2 separate regions of the Homo sapiens genome follow, and region 2 is linked to region 1. A link is a contact called in ENCODE Hi-C data. All regions are on one chromosome and are shown on one strand. The core of a region is the stretch at or near the end of the contact, and the rest is flanking DNA. Distances in the headings are between cores, read along the strand shown. Region 1 holds the start of PDHA1 (pyruvate dehydrogenase E1 subunit alpha 1). Region 2 holds the start of RBBP7 (RB binding protein 7, chromatin remodeling factor).

Region 1 (2,997 bases), core at 228-2,727:
AGACGGGGTTTCACCATGTTGGCCAGGCTGATCTCGAACTTCTGACCTCAGGTGATCCACCTGCCTCAGCCTCCCAAAATGCTGGGATTACAGGCCTGAGCCACCGCACCCGGCAGTTTTGTCATTATTTTAGGCAACAGGATTCCTAGAGGGGCATACCTCTTACCTTTTGACAATCTCTGCCTGTACTAAGTAGAGCGGTATCAAGTCCTGGGGGAAATACCAGAATCCCGAGGCCTGCAGTTACACCAATTAACACGACCTCACTGTGCCTAGGGGGGTCAGAATGCTAGCTCAGGTGTTAGGCACCTCTAAATGCTGAGGCCATGAAATAGTGCTAAACTCTACCCCCCACCCCTCAAGCATCGTTGCTCTTTGCTTTAGCTACTTGTACCCTAAGAATGTGTAGGTAAGGGGAGGGGAGGGCAGCGTCCTCTGAGTTCTGCTTCGGCGCTCCTGAACTCACTGCCAAGAAAAGCTCAGATGTTGAGGGAGAGGGAAGAGGAGGAAGTTTGTTTCTGAAGAGGCTGACCTTCTGTGAACCCGCCTCAGAACTGAGCACAGGTGTTCAAGAAATGTATACCGAACTGGAGACTCAATAAATAACACTATTCAACACACATGTTATCGATTATGTGCCAGGTGCTATTTGGAATCGTTTCCACACGTGTCACTCGTTGAATCCTCAAGACAACCCCAAGAGGTGGGGACTCTTATTATCTCCATTTTAGAGTTAACTGATAACATTTCAGAGATAACTCTTATCTCCATTTAGAGATTAACTCCACTTCGAGCAAACATTTTAGGAAACCGGGTCCCCGGGACGTTTAAAAACTTGCTCAAGGTCACAGGGCTAGTCAATGGTGAGGGTGCTGTTTGAACGAAGCCACCCTGTCTCCAGATTCTACGCTATTACAAAGCCTCTCGGTCAAGAGAAATTAAGTTAGAAGATCCGAAATGAGTGGGGTCAATTGGAGACTCGAAGGAGGCCGAGGCCACCCTTTCCGTGTCCTGTAACCCAACAGGCACCTCTTGAGCACACCGACTTCGCCTGGCGCACAGCTGGGCCCGGGGGCGGGAGGTGGGTGTCGAGAAGGGGGAAGTTCACACGGACCTTGGCGTGATCCCGGTCCGTGCCGCTTCTCCCGAGGCCAGGAACGGAATGCAGGGCGCGGAGGCGAAGTAAAGGCTCCCCGGCTCCCCTGGCGCCTTCCACCCCGCTCTGGGTGGCCCGGCCTGGCCCGCCCTGCCCTCCGGCCCCGCCTCAGCCCCACTCGCGCCCCATCCCGGCCCGCCCGGGAGGTCTCACCGGCTTCTGAGAAGCGCCAGACAGCACGCGGGAGACGGCGGCGAGCATCTTCCTCATGAAGCACAGGCAGTGGCGGCAGCGGCGACTCCTCACAACCCAGGAGGCACGACGCGGGTGCCCCCAAGTCTCCTTCAGGTGCCCCAGCAGACGCCACGCCTCAGTCGCACCGCGGCGTGACAGAGTCGTAATAACGTCATGCGCTGCGCCGGGCCGCGGGCCAACCAGAACGGCGTCCAGGGGGTGCCCCGCCCCCGCTAAAGGCCTGAGGCTGCCCATTGGGTATCAGCGCCAGAGAGGGAGGGGCTGAGGGCTCTTTCCGACGCCACGCCGCGGGCGGGTGAGGAGGCGGGGCTTGATAGCGCCTGCGTGGGAAGGTGGGGCCCCCGCCTCCAGGGCGCCGCGGGAAAGGAGCCTTCCTAGATTCCGCTCTGCTGACTACCGGGGAGGTTGTGCAGGCCCCGTCCTACCGAGCGCCTACTCCTGCCGGTGCTGCAGCTCTGCAGCCCTCGTTCAGTACATCTCGTTCAGTACACTAGATGATGAAGATTAGCAGCATGCTCAGAGCCAAAAGACAGAACATCTGGTTTCTGTAAATGGTCTGCCACTAACTTTGTCTTTAAAAGATCACGTAGCAGTTGGACAGTTCTGCCCTGTCTACTTGAACGCGGATCAAAAAATTTGTTTCCCAATATATGTCGAGAGGACAATGGGAAAAATCTTTTTTCTCTAGTTATTGGTTCACAGGCTCACTGCGAGTTAACAGCGTGGCTCAGCCGATGATAAAAGCACACACAGAGACAAAACACCAAAGCAACAAGGGGCTCTATTCAGAGGATCAAAGGGCTCAGGAACCCATTGTGTTGTGTCCTAGTGGGATTGCACCTGGGGTTCCGGGTTCAGATTTGGGCTCCACATTTTAAGGGGGATAATGAGTAAACTGAGTGGAATCCAGGGGACAGTGGTCAGAACGGTGAGGGGCTGCGATTGTGACTTATGAAGAACGATTAAAGAAGTTAGGAAGAAAACAGGCTAACTAGAATTGGCTGGGTTATGATGTAACAACTGACCTCCAAATTTCAGTGATTTCAAGAATTTGAAGTGACGCGAGCCATCGTACTCGTAACACAGGTCCCTCACAGCGTGGCACCCTCTCTCTGGAACTTAGCTTGTCTCATGGATGAAGAGAAAAGGGATCATTTAAACCGGCTCTCAAAGCTTCTGCCCAGAAGTGACACATGTCACTTCCTCTCAATTTTCACGGACCAGAGCTAGTTACCCGACCATGTCTGAGTTCCACAAGGTGAAATATAATCCTCCTGCCAGGAGGAGAACAGAAAATTGGATGAACAGTAAAACCAGAGAGGATTGGATATGTCTTCACACATTTTCAGGCCAGTCATGTTCCAGGAGGAAGAGCTATTTTGTGTGTGTGTGTGTGTGTGTGTGAATAAAATCATTTCATTTCAGCATAACAATGAATTTTCTAACAATGACAATGGTCCAATGAGATAATTCTCTCCCAGTGTCACTGAAAGTATTCAAAGCAGAAGTTCAAAGCATGACCAGCTCTCAGCATAGCTAGAGAAATAATTTGGGCACTGGGCCAGACTCTGGACTGAGAGATCGTGTTGCAGTGGAAGAAAACTTCTTAAAGGAGTGAGAGGGCGCCATTAAAAGGCAGAGATGGA
Region 2 (2,975 bases), core at 15-2,514, 2.5 Mb after region 1:
TGACTGGTTCTGCCACTGACTAACGTCTGGGTTTGCGTCCCGGTCAGAAAAGTGGGCATGACAGCGGCATCTGCAAGATAGCATCTGAGCATGAAGGCACTTGGAAAGGTATCAAGGCAGCAAATGTTCCGGGGGTGCTTTTGCAAGAGGAGCCTCTCCCGGAGCTGGACGTACACTTCGGTTCCCTTTGCACGCAGGCACCTTGGTCGCCTCCCCCAACTCCGTCCCCTCTGCTCCTGGCCCTCATTTTCTTCTATTTCCCTTTTGGCCTTGCAGCCAGCTTTCTCCTCCCCCGACACACTCCTCAGGGGCTATGAAGTTCCTGAGCAGAGCAGGGCTCAGGTAAGCAGGCCCAGGGTAGTTCAGCCCTGCTCTCTCCAGCTCCGCCAGCTTGGGGTGGGGTCGCGCTGGGACCCCTGCAGGTGACAAAAATGACTCAGCAGGGGCCGGGGCTGGGATGAGAAAGGAACGCCAGTGCAGGGACAAAATCCCCTGAAGCGCGAAGAGGCCGCAAACCATCATCTTAAGGACCCAAACATCGAACAAATTAAAATGTAACAGTGTAAATCGGCTTCGGCCCGCCGGCGGCCTGTGCCGCCACAGGCTGCACATTTAGCCTAACAGGGCGGCCCGGCGGCTTTTGCAGGCAGAAAACGCCCGCGGCCTCTCCAAAAGCTCTCCTCCGTCTGAGACCAGCCCCACCTCGGCCCGACCGGGCCCCAGGAAAGGCCAGTCGGCTGGAGGAGAACATTTCAGGGGTGCAGAGAATTGCATGTCCGTGATTATCAGGGAGACTTTGAAGGCACAGTAATCTCTCGAGAACAGGAACCATTTTCCCCTCTTGCTCTGAGATTTTGCTTGGCTAAGCGGCGGCAGCCTCCCTGCCCCCCTCTCACCCCCACCACCGCTGCCGCTACAAGCAACCACGCCCCGCGGGCCCCAAGGCTCGCCGCCCCGGGGCTCGCGGCCCCCACTCAGCCGGCCAGCCGCGCCTCCATCAGCCCCGCCCTCGCGCGCCCCCATCCGCCCCGCCCCCTCGGGCCCTCATCCGCCCCGCCCCCGCGCGCCCCATCCGCCTCCGCGGCCGGCCCTGGGAGCGCCGGGCGAGCCCTCGCGCCTGCGCATCGCCAACTTCCTGCCGCGGCACGCTCCGCCCACCCCCAGAAGCCCGCCTCCGAACGCCGCGTGAAACCCGCCCGCCGCGCGTCATTGGTCTCGGCGCCGGAGCCGTTGGCTCCCAGACCCGCCTCTCCGCCTCCTCTCACTTTTCCCAGGGCGGATGCGCCTGCGCTCAGCTGCCTGGGCGGGCTGGGAGGCGCGGGTTGAAAAGTCTCGTTCCAAGTTTGGAGAGAGAGAGAAGAGCGCCTCAGACCTCGGTACCCGCGAGCGGGGAGGAGGCAGGAAAGAAGGACGCGGCGTCTGGGGAGCACCCAGGCAGCAAGACGGGGCCCGGGCTTTCGACAGTGGGGAGTGTGACGCGCTTGGGAAAGGCAGGAGCGCCAGCGGTCGGGCTGCTCTTGGCTAACGAGAGGAGTCCGAGGCGGCGGCGAGGGGCGAACGACCCGACGCAAGATGGCGAGTAAAGAGAGTAAGAGGCCCTGCGGGGCGGCGCGCGCCGGGGCCGCGGGGGGCGGCGGGCGCGCGAGGCCGCGGCACGCGCCGGCGAAAGGCGCGAATTGGCGTGCGGAGCAGGGGGCGGGGCCGGGCGCGAGACTGGGCGCGCGCCTCGAGGGGCCTGCGCGGGACGGGACCGCCGCGCCGAGGGCTCCGAGCACTTCCGGAGCCGGGCGCGGGGCCGAGGGCTGGGCCCCCCTCTTCCCTTCCCTCCTCCAGCGGCTGCGCTCCCTCCGGCGCCCTCGGCCCCGGGGCGGAGGCGGCCCCCGCCGCTGGGAAGCGAGCGCCGCGGCTCTTTCTACGCGCGCGCGCGCGTTGACCGCCTCGGGGTCGCGGCCCTTGTCCGGGGGTTGCTGGGGTCCTCAGGCCTATGGCTGCCGAGGCGGGCGTCGTGGGAGCTGGGGCCTCCCCTGATGGGGATTGGAGAGACCAGGCCTGTGGGCTTCTGCTACACGTGCATTTGTCTTCCCGACTGGGTCGCGCAGCCCCTGTACGTACAGGTCGTCATCTTAGAACAGGTGCGAACAGCTGTAACAGGGTAAACAATTTCCATGTCCGTGTAATTGACTACCCAACATGGTGTACGCAGGGGGTATTGATCTCAATGGAAAAAATAGGCTTCCTGATTGTTAGTATTTTCTCCACCTTCTGGAAGAGCAGTTAGTTGTCCGTGTCCAAATTAGAGGTAAAAGGAAAGAGTACATGAGGTGTGGCCATCTTGAGGTGACCTCCAATTTCTGACTTTGATCTATCTCAGCCACTTAATCGTGTGGGCTTTCTCCAAATTTCAGTGTTTGAAGATACTGTGGAGGAGCGTGTCATCAATGAAGAATATAAAATCTGGAAGAAGAATACACCGTTTCTATATGACCTGGTTATGACCCATGCTCTTCAGTGGCCCAGTCTTACCGTTCAGTGGCTTCCTGAAGTGACTAAGTAAGGGTTTCTGGCAACTTTTATTTTGTTTAAATTTAACTGTCGTTCTGAATTTCCTAGTTTTGGCGTTTTATGCATAGAACATAAGTATGTAATCAGCCCTTGCATGAGGTGGCAGGTGGTTTTTATTTTCAAAACTTACGTGATTTGTGGGATGATTTCTGGTGTATAGTGTGGTGGTAAAAGGGGAGAAAGAAGCTGTTGTGAGATTAATCGTGTTTGGAGGAAGCACTGAATATATTTGACATTTCCTGGGCTTGAATGTAGAGCAGCATCTTTCTGGGCCCAAACTAATGCGTTTCTTTAAAACTTTACTGAAAAATAGAATATTTACGGAAAAGTTCACACATCTTAAGTGTTGTATGGCTTGATAAATTTTTACAAAGTGAACACACGTAACAGTCATCCAAGATAAATACATTTTA

Evidence for each region. A loop is a pair of places that touch in the nucleus more often than their neighbours do. Pooled maps may share reads with other maps.
Region 2: a pooled map shows a loop between it and region 1 (29-fold over the local background). The contact joins the promoter of RBBP7 here to the promoter of PDHA1 in region 1. A Hi-C loop is called at or near these places in 8 of 50 pooled maps.

Annotation. Positions count from the first base shown.
Region 1 is chrX:19,342,407-19,345,403 of GRCh38, reverse strand. PDHA1 (pyruvate dehydrogenase E1 subunit alpha 1) reads right to left here and starts at 1,477. Exons shown (of 11, transcript NM_000284.4): 1 at 1,310-1,477. The coding sequence starts at 1,366.
Region 2 is chrX:16,868,651-16,871,625 of GRCh38, reverse strand. It overlaps RBBP7 (RB binding protein 7, chromatin remodeling factor), which reads left to right and starts at 1,264. Exons shown (of 12, transcript NM_002893.4): 1 at 1,264-1,588; 2 at 2,406-2,550. The coding sequence starts at 1,573. RefSeq lists enhancers at 570-1,248, 2,258-2,347 and silencers at 988-1,297, 1,628-1,677, 1,698-2,037.